Regions from separate parts of the Mus musculus genome. Here region 1 is linked to region 2. A link is a loop called in an ENCODE intact Hi-C map of the cell type or tissue named here. Cell type or tissue: gastrocnemius. All regions are shown on one strand.

What was found. Peaks named below come from ENCODE experiments on the same cell type or tissue, not always from the same donor. Only the 100,000 strongest peaks of a DNase experiment are listed, where the experiment ranks them.
Region 1: it touches region 2 in a loop (4-fold over the local background); 13 of 42 quality-filtered maps call a loop at or near these places.

Annotation. Positions count from the first base shown.
Region 1 is chr2:155,382,187-155,390,186 of GRCm38, reverse strand. It overlaps Trp53inp2 (transformation related protein 53 inducible nuclear protein 2), which reads right to left. Exons shown (of 4, transcript NM_178111.3): 2 at 4,723-4,897; 3 at 4,018-4,306; 4 at 340-3,647. The coding sequence starts at 4,846. The coding sequence ends at 3,395. Among named protein-coding and RNA genes, the nearest start is that of Trp53inp2, 4.3 kb to the right of the region's middle. In gastrocnemius, CTCF peaks have their summits at 4,887 (motif pointing right) and 6,858; DNase peaks (open chromatin) are centred at 3,486, 4,253, 4,876 and 7,014; H3K4me3 peaks cover 5,741 bases; H3K27ac peaks cover 8,000 bases.
Region 2 is chr2:155,237,761-155,245,760 of GRCm38, reverse strand. It overlaps Dynlrb1 (dynein light chain roadblock-type 1), which reads right to left. Exons shown (of 4, transcript NM_025947.3): 2 at 2,955-3,030. Among named protein-coding and RNA genes, the nearest start is that of Dynlrb1, 5.2 kb to the right of the region's middle. In gastrocnemius, CTCF peaks have their summits at 1,903 (motif pointing left) and 4,600; no DNase peak of the experiment used is centred here; H3K4me3 peaks cover 809 bases; H3K27ac peaks cover 2,960 bases.

The DNA of each region.
Region 1 (8,000 bases), 140 kb before region 2:
CTCCATCAGGAGATGCACTTAACACAGTTCTACAGTTAACTAGGTAGCTCTTGGACCTTGTCATAGCCCAGTGCTTGGGACTAAAGAGTGGACCAGTGTTTGCTGTGCTTTCTCATTTCTGTATCCAGGTATCTTCATATATGTGCCTTATAAGGATCTTCTAAAAATATTTATGAGTCAGACCCTATATTGTCCTTTTCTAGTGAACTATTTGTCCTCTTGCTTTCTTATATGACAAAGGAGAACGAAGATTAGCCTAATAATAGTATCCTCTGCCTTGATGATACTTGAAATTATAGTGTTTCTCATACTTTAGCTCAGCTGAGGCAGAAAGCATAATGTGCTTTAAATAGATTTTTATTTGTTTATATTATTTTTTCTCCCATACAGGAATAGCATTACAACCTAACATTCAGAATCCTGTTACACACATACACAGGCATGCCACATGACCAGGTCGAGGTGGTTGTGTCCTTGAGTCTGTCGACACATCACAACATGGTCAGTCAAAGATTCTTCACTTCAGCCAGTCTCAACACAAAACACCCAACAGAGATGCACTCAACTTGTTGGTTCCATTTGGAACTAGGTGGTAGGGAAAGAAGGTATTAGAAGCAGGCTGTGGTTTGTCTGCGTTCAGTCCCCTCACACAAAGCCACCCAGGAGCTCTGGTAGGGTCCTTGTTGCACCTAAGACGTTATAGGTCCCAGCAAGTTGATCAGAGGGTTCCAGGCTGGGGGGCAGGCACACTCCAAAACAGCACCAAACCACACTCACACACACGGTGCCCTGCTGGGGCTAGACTGGCAAAGGTTAGAAAGTGACACCAGCTCAAGAGAACCACTCAGACTTATTGGAGAAAGCGCAGGTTGCCCTTTGATGTAATTGGGACTCACTCTAGAAACAGGTCCCTCTGACATCCGTAGTTTTGGCAAAGTGCTGGTAGTACTGACTTTAATACAAACTGGTACAAATTTCTCTAGGGTCTCTGAAACCACAAATCAAGACAGACTCTCTAACCTCCTCCTGTCTAGGGTTGCATAGGACTTTGTGAATTCTGGTTCCCTTGTGTATTCAAGTTCTGTGGTTTAAGAAAAAAAAAAATTCCTGAAGCATGCTCAAGGTGAAAGGCACATACACAGTCAATACAGTATGACAGGGTCTGATGCTTCAGGAGTCAGACTAGCAGGAGACTGAGTAGTGTTGGTTCTTAGACATCTATACACAACAAAAATATTGCCACACTCAAATGCTATAGCATCTATAGGAAAGTACAAAAGAAAAATAAGCCTTGCAACCAGATGAGAAATTGGAGGGGTCTAGAACTACCGGAGCTTTGAGAAATTAGGTCAGGAGCGAGGCCTTCTGAAATTTGAGCCAAATGCCCTATCAAGCTTCCTACAGCAGCAAGATCATGGACATTTGCCCAGGACTAAGCCTAGGCCCCAACTGGCAGTGAGGAGTAGACAAGAAGGGCAAGAGGGAGCTTCAGCTCTTAAAAATGCTGAAGATCCTAAGCTGGCTGGGAAGTGACCTTAGGACAGTTGGAAGAGTAAGTATACTACTAGGTTGTAACTGAAGAACTTGGGACAGGAACTAATAGGGCTCTAATAAGCTAGTGTAAAATTTTGATCTGCTTATAGTTCCCATTTGGCTTACTGGGCTAGGAGACCCTAGCAGGGCTTCCTCTGTCCCCATCCTGGGGACATCCTCTCCCATCCCACATGAAGCCTAGTAAGAAAGGATCAAAGAGGGCAGCTACTTTTACCCTCGTAGGAATGCAGTTTTCTCCAACCCTGGCTTGGCTCTGAGACCTGAAACCTGGGGTTGGAGGGAAGGGAAGACCTGTGTTAGTGTAACAGGACATCTAAAGGTTTTAAGGAAGGAAGAGCACACACTTTAAAAAGGACAGCTAGAAAGAACCGGAAACAACTTGGGGCATCCCAAGAGGCTGTTGCTGGTGTCTGAGCCCCACCACAAGAAAGAAGAAGCTGGCAACCCCATCCCTGTGCCCTACCCAAGAATTCCTTACTCCAGATATTGAATTAGAAAGGGGGGAGGGATTATAGGGCACTCAGAAAGAGCCCTGTGGGAGAACATTAAGAAGACTCTTGAAGGCCCTGAATCTCTGTAAGAAAAATTTGGGAATTGGGACAGTGAGGCTCCTGGCCTCCTCTACCCAGGAGTGTTTATTATCCAGCCATATTGAACAAAGTATGAAATATAAGGCCAGAGGCAAGATAAAGGCAGAGCTGTCAGTCTGGGGATGGCTTTACCTCATAGTTGTCCTCCTTAGCATCATGCCTCCTCATTCTTGCCTTGGGGTGTGTTTCCTTTTCCCTGCCTGGAAATCCTCTGGCCTGCATCTCTCCTAAGCTAATTCTAGCACCTTGGGCATATGAACAGAGATGGTCAGGATGATGGGGCCTTACCCAGCTTCTACTCCTGGGGTGGCATGACAAGGTAAGGTGACAAGGTACAAGCCCTTCGGACTCCAGACTCACAGGGACAGGGGTGGGTAGGGGTTACTCCTGAAGGACAAATTTCAGGGAGGGGGGAACCCTGGAAGGCAGGATTATAGGAAAAGGAAATGGGGGCAGACTCCAGGCTCAGGCCTAAGACCAGGGCTTAGCTACTCTGACCAAGCACAATACCAGCTCCCAAGATGCCCTGCTCCCTGCTACTTCTCAACCCACCTGTCCCCATCTGCGGCCCCCACTAGGCTGCCTGTTTCCCTCCATTCCCTTCACCTTATCTAACTTACAACTCACTCTCCTCTTCCACATACTTAAACTTTCTAGGCCTAAGCAGCAATAAGGAGCCCAGCCCCCAGGGCAGAGAAAGGGGGAAAACTGAAATCAAAACCCATGCCTGATCCCTGACTACAGGATGAGGACAATGGCCCAGGCCTGGCAGGTTGCACCTGCAGGATTGGGAGGGAATTGCCAGGAATGAAAAAAAGGGAACAAGAGTGGGAGCGATCCCAAACAGAAGAGTAAGTCTTGGAAAGTAGGAGCTGAAGCGGAGAAGGTGCCAAGTCAGGGTCTTAGGAATCGGGTGGGCTAAGAGGGAAAAGGTGAAGGGGCGAGAGACAAGAATAGAGGTCCTAAAAAGAAGCATGGGAGAGTGGGTGTGGGGAGTGTGAGGGTGGAGAATCAGACACTGAGAAAGGAGGGAGGATGACCCAGGATGAGAGAGGTTAATAGGTGAGTTAGACTATAAACAGGGAAGTAGAGGGCCATCACCCCACCTCAAAACTTAGGAAGGAGGGAGGTTGTAGTATCCAGATGGAGGCGGGTGGACCCCCCAACACCCTCGAGCAGCACACTGGCTGCTGCAGAGGAGGCGGATGGGACCAGGAGTCGGCGAGGGATTCGCGGTGCAGCAGGGGCGCTCAGTAGTTGAACTGGCGCTGGCACGGCTGGTAAATAAAGCTGCCCTGGTGCTTGGGCCGGCGCGAACGGCTCTCCCGGGCGCGATTCTGCCGTTGCAACACTTTAGCACTCAATGTGTGGCGCTCAGCCCGCTGTCGGGCTCTCTGCAGCCTCCGCACCTGGCCAGCCTTCTCCAGCAGCACAGCTCGAGCGGGCATAGGAGCAGCTGCGTGGTGCAAGGCCCTGGGTTCCCGGAGGGCAGGCGCCAGCTCTCTGCAGAAACAGAGTACAACTCTGTCAGAGAGGGAAGAGATCAGGGTTGGCATCCCACACCCTATTTCTGCGGGGCAGACCACTGAGGGGTACAAATTCTTCCTTTAATCACAATTAGAGTTGTGATTAAGCACCTGGCACAGGTAACTAGGCAGAACAGGGAAAAAACCCTGACCCCCCAATACAAGTCCTACTCTGATTCTGTCTGGCAGATCAGGCTGGTCCCTCCCAATCCTCTGAGCCAGGGCTCTCCCAAGCCCCACCTTAGCCACAAGACCACGCCTCTTTTCCTTCAGCCCTTTATCCCAAGGACACGCCCCTGCTAGTCTCCTAGACCCTAGCCTCCAGTCTCCACCCTCAACCCACTCACCCATCGCTGAGGTCCTGATCAGGCAAGGCAGCTTCAGGGTGAGGGGAAGGTGGCCCAGACTCCAGCACTATGGTGCTGCCGGTGACATAAACGGACATGCTGGGATGCTCAATGAGGAGGTCCTCCAGCGGATTGCTCTGGAGGCGGGCAGGCCCAAGGCCGGGCCCCTCTGCAGTAAAACAGGCGGGAGGGGTAACAAACCAGCTCTCATCCATCAAGGAGGGCGCGGGTGGAGGGCGGCCTGCAGGAGCAGGCGAGGCCCCGGGGTCGGGAGGAGCTGTATAGCTGTCTATAGGGTGTGGGAATGGGAAGCCATGCAGAGGAGAGGGAGCAGCAGGGTGGGACACACATACACACACACACATATGCCAGACACATGGGATGGGGAGAGAAAGGGCATCGTTAGTCAGACCTGCACCTCTATCCATCGTGCCCAGAGAGCACCTGAAGGCCAGGATCCTTAGCCCACCGCCCTAGGTGTCCCAGGTGTGTGCCCCAACAAATGGCAGGAGCCAGAGCTTTCAAGAGAAGGGTCTGTGTTACCTCACCTCTGGGCTCACGGCTTCTACTTTAATTTTTCCAGTAGGCCTAGGGGGACTCCAACATCCAAATAGCCCTCTTCCCCTCTATATTGCAACACCTCCTGTCCTCATTATGCTCATAGACTAGGGAATCAAGAGTGCTGGATCCTGACTCAAGCCTCACCCTGTAGGTCGATGATGAGCCAGCCATCCACTTCATCCTCCTCAGAGACAAAGGCCCCCGGACAGTTGGAGTCTTCAGGAGGCGCAGGGGTGTTGAAGAAAAGGCTGGTGAAGCGCTGGAACATGGTCAGCGGGTGAAGCAACCTCAAGGGGGCGCCCTATGGCAGTTTAAAGCCCTGAGAAGCATAGAAAGACATTAGTAGAAGCACGAACTAAAGTCAGCCCTTCAGTTGGTAGCTGGAGACAAGGCTATAGCCCCTAGCTGCCAGAGCAGTAATAGCAGAGAAGCTCTTGGTGTGTGTGCTTTTCTGCATTCAGTGGGTGTTCCTGTATGCACTTAGAAAGGTGCTGGGTCTTTGTTTTCTCATCTGTCAAATGACAATCGTAATAAGACTTAAATGAGGAAACACTTAATGACATGTTTAGAACAGTGCCTGAGCACACAGTAAACATTCAATAAGCTAATAAACTTGGTGTTATGACAGGGTGCTTTGGGGATATGGAAGAAGTGATATATATGACCAAGCTTTGCCAGGGTAAGTCTCTAGAGGAAGATAACAGCCAACCTGGGCTTTGAGGAGTAAATAGGAATTTTCCATTAAGGGAAAAAAATTGTTCTTATTACCATCATCATAATTAATATTCCTGTGTCAGTAACATACAACACTATACTAAGAAACCTGGTCCATTTTTCCTTATATCCTCACAGTGTGTGAAAGGGCAAGCCTGGAATCTTAGGACTTAGGGGCTAGAGGCAAGAGGACAAGAGTTCAAAGACATGAAGACCTCCTGTCTATTATCCTAGCACTTAGAAGGTAGAGGCAGGGGGATCAGAGTCCAAGTCCTGCTTAGGCTACATAGTGAGTTAAAGGCCAGTCTGAACTACATGGGGCCCTACCTAAAAAAAAAAAAAAAAAAAAAAAAAATAGTTCCTGGCTACATAAGATCCTGTCAAAGGGACTGAAAAGGAGTGGGAGGAAGAGAAAAAATTTTTTCTGATAGAGAGATAAATAAAACAAAGCCCAGAGAGCTGGAGAGATGGTTCAGTAGTCAAGAGCACCGACTGTTCTTCCAGAGGTCCTGAGTTCAATTCCCAGCAACCACATGGTGGCTCACAACCAGCTGTGATGGGATCGGATGCTCTCTTCTGGTGTGGCTGAAGACAACAACAGTGTACTCACATACATTTAATTAATTAATTTTTTTAAAAGGCCCAGCGAAATAAGATAACTACCTAAAGTCTCACAGCTAGTGAAAGACACAGGTAGTATTTGAACCTAATAGCATCCGTAATCACTACAGTTCTACAATCTTTTTTTTTTTTTTTTTTTTTTTGGGTTTTTCGAGACAGGGTTTCTCTGTGTAGCCCTGGCTGTCCTGGAACTCACTTTGTAGACCAGGCTGGCCTCGAATTCAGAAATCCGCCTGCCTCTGCCTCCCGAGTGCTGGGATTAAAGGCGAGTGCCACCACGCCCGGCTCAGTTCTACAATCTTACCATGAGATTGGGCAACCCTCAGATGAGGAGGACCTGTGCCTACAGGTCTGCCCCACTACTCTAACTCCCCTTTCCCCTAGACTCTTGTTCAAACTCAGCATCACTAGCCAAGAGAAAGAATCCTGTCCAGTGAGACCACATGTCAGTGATAGACAGTGGAAGAAGGAAGCTGTCAGATCCAGGGATCCCTTGAGGATAAACACAAGCTTTGGACCAAGATCCAAGCCTTCAAACCCAAGCCTCCTTCCCTGGACCAAGACAACAAGTCTCCTGTTTTAGGGATGGTGATATCAAATTGGGAACATGAATCTACCCAATAAAGCTATAGCTTAGTGGTGGTGTGGCAATGCAGAATACATACAATCAGAAAAACCTCAACAGGTAATATCCAAAAATATAATACACAGGAAACAGGGAAATCAGACACAGGCCCTGGTCTCTGGTCCCTGTAGATCTCTGGTCCCTGGCATCAAACTTTTGCATGCATTTCCCAGGGTTCACACTGTGCACCAGTCCCTGCAATGAGCCTTTTCAACTGTTGACATGTCAAGTGAGAAGCTCCCTGGTGGAGATCATACAGAAGTGAGTGACAGCCAGGAGAGATGGTAGCAACCAGCCAGCTATGACTGCCCCCCTCCTTTGACCACTAGGAGAGCCTCCTGGGTTTTCTTTCCTAGCCTGCTGGCTTCCTGGTTCTCAGATTCCTGGCTCTGCTCCAGGAAGAACCATTCCCTTAATACTACAGAGGCTGTGCCTAGAATAGCACTGGAGGCCTAAGCCAACCCTAGCCCAGGCCATTCTTGAGCGACCCTCAACCTGGGAAGGACTCCAGATCTACTTACTTGGAAAGTAAGAGACATCCTTCTGTCACTCTGGAAGCAGCCTCAGGAAACAGCATAAGCTCTGCATCACTAATGCCAGGGAAGGGTCTGGTTCTCCCAGCTGACAGCTCTGATGGGAGGCCCACAGAGGGAACTCCCAACTCCCTCTCAACAACATCTGCCCTGGAGACACCTGGAGGCAGGCAACTAGTGACTCACCTTTCTGTGGTCAAAACAGCTGGGAGACGGCCATTTATTGGGTTTTGAAGTAGAAAGAAGGCAGAGGAGGTCAGGGCCTTGTAAGAGACCCAATTTTCAGAGACCTCCTGGGAAAATGTCCAGGATCATGAAGACTGAAGCATCCCATCAAATTGTGGTTGGTGCTGAACCCAAGATAGGGTCCTCAGTAGATGTATGTAAGCATGTAGCTTATACTTCAGCTAAGGAATCTACCACTTAGTGAGTGTGATTCTAATTGGCTGAGATCTCCAGTAAACTACGTCTCTCTGAGTCTCAGTTTCCTCTTCCGTGAAGTGGGGCTTAAGACCCTCAATATTTGTAGGCTGAAAATGACATCAACTCAGGCTCTGCACACATGTCAGGGATTAGAAGGATGTTATTATGTTAGGGGGCGGAGCCTGAAGACAGAGGGGATCCGCTACCATCTGGTAGTGTCTCCAGGACCTGGAGTCTGAAGCTCCATCTACTTACCGCCCTCTCAACTTAAATCGAGCTTTGCTGTCCTACCCTCTCTCAGGTCACAAGGAAAAAACAAATGAGAGGCCTGACCCCAGTCCCTAGATTAGCCCAGGAAACCGCCGAGTCCCTTCGGATCCCGCTTGTCTTTCAGCGTCTCTTCAACCCTCGGCCGGCTGGGCACGACATAGCGCCCACCGGGTCACCAGAGGACAAGCACCCATGCAAGCCTGGAAGGCGGGGCTGGCCTTGGTGACGTCTCAATG
Region 2 (8,000 bases):
GGCAACCTAACTGCAAGCCCTTACTGTGTAGCTTGCAGACTTACGTGGCTGCTGGGGAAGCACTTTTTTGAGACATGGTTCAGCCCTTCGATGGGGCTGGTGGGTAGAGCATTTGCCCAGTATATACAGGGCAAGGAGCCTGAGCCCCAACACTGAGAAGAGAAAAATTTACTAGATAGTGCTACCCAGTACACATTCTGCCCTAGCCGAGGTGTGTTAGAAGCAAGGAGCGCCAGATGCTTTGTTGACGAGGCCGAGGCTGCACAATCCTACTAGAGCACATCCTTAGCTACCCGACCCACTTTGGCTTTTGGAGCCCAGGATCTCATGCATGCTGCCCTTGAACTCACTGTGTAGCTGAGGATGATTCTTTTTAAGCCCAGTTCTTGGGCCTCTATCTCCCAAGTGCTGGATACATGCCAGGGACCTACTTGATCTCTCTGAATCTCAATTTCCTCGTGCTAAAATGAGGTATGGTAAAAATAAGTAAGTAAATAAATAAACCCTCCCCTTTGAACCAGGGTCTCATTATGTAGCCTTGGCTGACCGAGAACTCATGATAGGACCAGAACAGCTTGGAATTTAACACGATCCTCCCGAGTGGTGACACTGCAGGTTCACTGCGATGTAAAGACTTAGCTGCTGCTCTCTTTTTAAAAATACTTATGTATGTGTATGTATTCCTAACGGGGGACACCATGTGCATGTAGCAGCCTGAGGAGGTTAGAAGGGGGATCAAACCCTCCAGAAGTAGAGATACAGGTGGTTGTAAACAGCCCTAGAGCTTAGCTTCTTCAAAGAGGAGAGTCTAAGGAAGACCTGGAAGGCAGACTGGCAACAGTACACATTCTAAGTAGGGGTAAAAACTCGAACTGAGGTCAGAGAACAGCCTTCAGTGGAGAAGACTGACAGCTTCAGCCATCTCAGACATCTATCTTCTTGGGCTGCTCACACCTACAAGCTGCGTCTGCAGCCTCGGCACAGCAGTTTGTCAGCCAGCCATCTGCTTGTATACTAGATCAGGGCCAGAGCAGGGTCTATGTGGTTCCCCTGGATCTTCACTGTTCTCTCTGCTGCCTCCTGGACAGGTCCATGAATCTCTCTCCGAGGCTGGTCCTTAAGGCTGTTGGGGCCATCAGGGCCTACAGACCCCAAAGGTGCACTCAGATTTGAATCTTGGTTCTGCAGGTTAGAGAGATGGCTCTTCCAGAGAGAAGACCTGGGCTCAAGTCCCAGCACCCACATGGCAGCTCACAACCTTCTATAACTCCAGTTCTAGGGAATTGACACTCTTTTCTGGCTCCTCATACAATGCACACATATGGTAGATACTTAACATGCAGGCAAAAGCACCCATATGCAGAAAATAAAAATAAAAAATAAATCTTAGAAACAATTTTGGCTTTGTAATAAGAGGCAATCATCAATTAAATTTCTTCCTGTCTCTGTGTAGCCCTGGCTATCCTGGAACTTGCTCTGTAGACCTGGCTGGCCTCAAACTCACAGAGATCTACCTTAACACAAAAACAAGTCTTAACAACTCTGATTATCACCTGAGAAATAAGTTGGATAATCACAAGGGCTGAAAAACACAGAATACTGACAGCTGTGATCTGTCAAGGCAGTGGAACTGAGAAAAAAAATTCATATTTACTAAGTTAAGATCTCTAAGGTGGTGCATGCCTTTAGCTCCAGCACTCAGGAGGCAGAAGCAGGAAGATCCCACGTTCCAGGATAGCTTAGGTTACACACCAATACCCTGCCTCAAAAGAAGAAAAAAAAAAAATCACAAGAATACTATCAGAGGGGATGGAGAGATGGCTGCTCTTCTGAAGGTCCTGAGTTCAAATCCTAGCAACCACATGGTGGCTCACAACCATCCATAATGAGATCTGCTGCCCTCTTCTGGGGTGTCTGAAGACAGCTACAGTATACTTACATATGATAATAAATAAATCTTAAAAAAACAAAACAAAAAAAAAGAATAGTATCAGAACTTTGGAAATGTTTTAAAGAAAGAAAATGAGAATGAATTTGGGCTCCTTAGGATTGAGGAAGGACACTGTGTGTGGTGAGGAAGGACACTGTGTGTGGTGAGGAAGGACACTGTGGTATGGGAGGACACTGTGTGTGGTGTGGGAGGACATTGTGTGTGGTGAGGAAGGACACTGTGTGTGGTGTGGGAGGACACTGTGGTGAGGAAGGACACTGTGTGTGGTGAGGAAGGACACTGTGGTGTGGGAGGACACTGTGTGTGGTGAGGAAGGACACTGTGGTGAGGAAGGACACTGTGTGTGGTGAGGAAGGACACTGTGTGTGGTGAGGAAGGACACTGTGTGTGGTGAGGAAGGACACTGTGTGTGGTGTGGAAGGACACTGTGTGTGGTGTGGAAGGACACTGTGTGTGGTGAGGAAGGACACTGTGTGTGGTGTGGGAGGACACTGTGTGTGGTGTGGGAGGACACTGTGTGTGGTGTGGGAGGACACTGTGTGTGGTGAGGAAGGACACTGTGTGTGGTGAGGGAGGACACTGTGTGTGGTGTGGGAGGACACTGTGTGGTGTGGGAGGACACTGTGTGGTATGGAAGGACACTGTGGTGAGGAAGGACACTGTGTGGTGAGGAAGGACACTGTGTGTGGTGAGGAAGGACACTGTGTGTGGTGTGGAAGGACACTGTGGTGTGGAAGGACACTGTGTGTGGTGAGGGAGGACACTGTGTGGTGTGGGAGGACACGGTGTGGTGAGGAAGGACACTGTGTGTGGTGTGGAAGGACACTGTGGTGAGGAAGGACACTGTGTGTAGTGAGGAAGGACACTGTGGTGTGGAAGGACACTGTGGTGAGGAAGGACACTGTGTGTGGTGTGGAAGGACACTGTGGTGAGGAAGGTCACTGTGTTTGGTATGGGCTGCTTTCTGGAGACCTGCCTGGGTACAGGATGGACAAGGGCCTACCTTCTGTGTTCACCACGATGATGCCCTGCACTCCTTTCTGGCTCTGAAGCCTCTTGAGTGTTTCCTCCACCTCTGCCTGCCAGAAAGGAGACCAAGATTAGGAGTCAGTAGGCAGACCGGATTAACGTCTTCAGATCCCGGCCCAGGAATGAGAGTCATCTAAAAAAAAACACCCAGGCACTTGGTAGTGCTCCAAAGCTGCCCAGGCCGGGCCCATATGGAGTGCTCCTCAGGCCACCACTGGCAGCCCCAGCATGAGCAGCACTGTTTCTGGCCCCTTACACCAGGCGGCCATCCCCTCCCTGCCCATCAGCTATTTGAGAGCAGAGTAAAAACCCCATTCCCTGGAGTACAGACACACCCACGACCCATGACTCACTCATGTGGCACTGTATTCTGATGAACTGGAAAAAACAAAAACCTAAGTAGTAGCTTTTAACAGGAAAGAGGCACTTCATTCTTTGTAGGTTAAACATCAAAAATGAAAATATTTCAAAGGGAGCAAAATGACCCCATAAAGATAAACTCAGTGACTTAAAAAGCTGCCACCCTAAACACAGTGACACTTGGTATATAAGAACAGGAAATATGCTGGGCAGTGGTGGCACATGCCTTTAATCCTAGCACTTGGGAGGCAGAGGCAGGCAGATCTCTTTGAGTTCGAGGCCAGCCTGGTCTACAGAGTGAGTTCCAGGACAGCCAGGGCTACACAGAGAAACCCTGTCTTGAAAAATCACCACAAGAAAAAAAAAAAAAAGAAAGAAAAGAAAAGAAAAGAAAAAGAACGAAGGAAGGAACAGGAACTATGTCTCAGGAAGAGCTCTGATTATCCAGAAACTGCTCAAGGTGGGACGTCCTAGCACACAGAGCCTGTCAACTGAGCAGATGATGAGAAGTAGGATCTCCCTCTGTGAAACATGCTTCTATACAGCCCTGGCTGTCCTGGAACTCACTCTGTAGACCAGGCTGGACTCAAACTCAGAGACTGCCTGCCTCTGCCTCTGCCGGGATTAAAGATGTGTGCTATCACACCTGGTCCTCCCCACCCCTTCAAAAAAAACAAACTTTCAAAGCTGCTTTTCTGAAACCAAATAGTTTTCTAGACCACCTGACACATCTCTTCAAGACCTAGTCTGTGACTCTGTGAGACATGTCAGAGCCTGTGTCTAGCTACTTAGTCTCTTAGAGTGGTCAGCAGAGTAGGTCCCCATGAACACAAGTCTAGCTGACCTTCCTCTCTCTACAGCTGGAGCCTGGTTTTGAAGTGTGCTTATTCTCAGGGTGCCCCCTCCACAGGCTTGGAATCTAGTCATAAGCTCCTCAAACGTAGTCAGGACAGGCGTTCGGATCTCTGTGAAATCAAGGCCAGTCTGTACATAGTGAGCTATAGCACAGCCAGGGTTTTATAGAGACTTTATCTCCAAAAGGGAAGAAGGCAAAGGGTCTTTGGAAACAGGGGTGTCATTCACAGAAAGAATGGTTCTCCATCACCTGGGTCCAAAGAGCTAGAGCTGGGGGCGGTGTGTGTGTGTGCTCCAAAACTGGAGATAACACAATGGGTTATTTTTATGAAAGGCTCACCCTAACAACCTACTTCCTGTAAGAACAGTGCCAGATGCCACAGGGTGGGTAGAGGGCTCCCCCTACAGAGCGCCAAGCAGCTTCATGCCTCTAATCTAGAACCTGGGTAAAAGGGCATGGTTGTGTCAGAAGCCGTTTGCCTGCTTCTGTGGAGAGAAAGAAAATAAATAAAAGCCTGCCTGCCAGGCAGAGTCAAGGCAGGTCAGGGGTACTGGCAGATTTCCTGGCCTGCTGAGGCATGGAACAGTAAGAGAAGGTGCACGTCAGGCAAGATGAGGGGCTGAAGACTCCACTGACCTTGGGAGTTACAGGGAGGCTCTGGGATGAGAACTGATGGCTTATGTGTTATGGCGCAGTCGTTCCTGTGGCTTTGCTTCCCAGAATACTGTGAGGTATAAAAAGGCTAAGAAAAACTAACTAGAGGCCGATGTGGCATTGACCTGCAGCCCTCCCATACCTGTCTCTTGCATCTTTTTTCTGCCTTCCCTATAATTATCCTCACTCCCGCCTCAGAGGACTGTTCCCAGCAGGTTGGTTGGAATTGGGGGATCAAGTGAAGGACAACGAGGAGGGAGAGCTTGAGAAAGAAAAAGGGGCTCAGTGCAATGAGAGTTTCTTGTAACCGACACAGGGAAACAGATAAGGGAGCTTGGAAAAAGAAAAAGACAGGGAAAAAAGATGTGAAGTGGAAACAATCGTTTGCTTTTTGTACAAATGCTTAAGAATATGCTTTGCTCAAGTAGGGCAACAGCAACTACATTTAATTTTTTAGATTTTGTAGAGGTGATTTGTCCTTGGTTTCTTGAAGAAGGTACAGTAAATTTAGCAACCTAGGAGAAGGTTAGAGAAAGACTTGGAGATTATTATGGTGTGCATGGACCAGGTAAAGTACCTGTAGATACCTTCAGTCTTCTAACTAGGGATAGATTAGATCCTAGACATGAGAAAGAAGCAGCATCCAGGGAGCAGACCCCCTCCGGCCCCTCTCCCCACACTCTCAGACTGGAGCACCCACTGACCCCCCAGAGCGTCAGAGGCGGAAGCGGAGGGCAAGGAGACAGCAACATGGAGCACAAGGCACAGGTGAGTTATGATCCAACCCAGCAGGTTAAGGTCTAAGAAAAATGTTCGAGGCTGATAAATGCAAGGTGAAGGTTAGAGGATGTAAAAGAACTTGATAGTGATGGATTAGAAATAAAAAATCCTTCAGATGAAAGATATTTAAAGTTGGTAAATGCAAGTGATAAATGTCAGAGGATCTAAGAAGATGTTTTAATGTATATAATTTCAAGTTACAGAGATGTAAGAAACAATTTAAGGTATAAAAAGGGGAAATGTTTCATATTCTCCCTGCATGCTATTGTCATTTCAAAGTTGAGAATTTTAACATTGATCAGTGGAGTTCTGATGAGCTAATGAAACACTGGCAGTTAACAATTCAGCCATAAGCTCAAGATTTTCATTTCCCTTTGGTTGGCTTCTGAATATAAACTTAAAGATGCTTATCATGCTAAAACCATCTCTGTTCAATCTGTGTATCTATAGCTGTAAACCTTTAACTAGCTCTCAAACGCACGAGTCTACTCCTGGTGTCTAACAGACACCTCTTAACTATTTTTCTAAAATATGGATTTCAATGCAATGGTATATCCTTTTGCAAACTACAGTTCATATAAACTTTGGGAATCAAGAGTCTTAAGACTTGGACTCACCTGTCACAAATCAAATGGACTCCAGATAAGTACACCTGCCTGTTCTGATCCAATCCAGCAGGTTGCCCCAAACACACACACCCCAAATCCCAGCACTTAGGAGGTAGAGGCAGGAGGATTGGAAGTTCAAAGTCATCCTTGGTTAAATGGCAAGTTGTGCACCATATAAGGCACAAATAAAAAAATAGTCCCATGCACCAAACATATCAAAAAGGAAGCATACCCAGCTGCCAACAGTGGTTAGCTTGGGGGAGGGGTAAGAATGACCTCGTGCACCTCTTACAGATCATATACAACTGCCATATGAGTTCACTTGGAATGTTCATCTAAATATGTAGCAATTTTATGAATGCAAACAACAATACAGTACTGATTATAGAAATCTACCATGTATGAAAACACAGCACATATACACTTATGTAAATTACTCCCGGGGGGGGGGGTCCTGTCTGGAGCACACCTTTAATCCCAAAACTTGGGAGTTGGAGGCAGGCAGATCTTTGTGAGTTCTAGCCCAGCCCGGCCTACAGAGGAACTTTCAGATATATATACAGATATATATTCTGGTGTATAAAGAACTCCTTGGTCTACAGAGGGAGATTCACACATACAGACACACATAGACATAGACAGACATACAGACACACAGACAACACAGACCAGACAGACACACACACACACACACACACACACAAATCTGGTTGTTCCTGAAGGAGACTGAAGCTGGGATTAGGAATGGATGAGAGAGCGATTTTTCACTTAGGTCCTTTTGTATTAAAACTGTGAATATGCTATTTAAAATTTTTAAAATATATTGATGTATTTACTTTATATATGCAGTATGTATGTATGACTTATGCAGGAGCCTGCAGAAGTCAGAAGTAGGTGTCAGATCTAGAAGTGGAGTTACAAACAGATATGAGCAGACATGTGGGTGTTGGGAATTGAACCTCAATCTTCTGTAAGAACGACAAATACTCTCAATGGTTGAGCCCATCTCTACAGTTCCCTATTAAAATTTTTTTACAGGCGAGTGTTGTGGAAAATAACATTGCACAGATTTGAAGCAATACTGTTTTTGATGATGTAGACACAGTCTTCGTGATACCATGAAAATCACAGACCCCTAATTGAACAGTCGATGCAGACCACAACAAAAACAGAATAAGAACACCATACACAATGTACCTATGTAGTTGCCTCTAGCTCAGTGATCCTTAACCCTCCCAATCTGTGACCCTTTAATATGGTTCCTCATGTTGTAGTGACCCCCAGCCACGAAATTATTTCACTGTTACTTCATAACTCTAAGTATCTGATATGTGATCCCTGTGTGCTGAGACCCACAGGTTGATAACCACTGTCTAGGTGATGCCAGTCTGTTTCCTTCTCAGTTGCTTAGTTTTCTGGGACTAAAAAAAGTAATTAAAAGCACTGGATATTCTTCCATATAGGAGTGAATTTGACTCCCAGCACTTATATGGTGGCTCACAGGCATCAGTAAATCCAGTCCCCATCTGATGCCTCTCCAGGCACATTATACATAGACATGTATTCACTAAGCAGCAGGCTGCAGCTGTCAAAATGGCTGCACCTCTGCTCCTGCCTCAGCCTATAGCCCTCACTGGAGCTGCCTCAGCCATCAGGAGGTACCCCTGGTACCATGTCCTCTCTGGCCTCCCCAAACATCTCAACAGTGATGGCAGCTGCCTGCAGTTGGGAAGGCCTTCCCATCCTAGCTCAATGGTCCTGA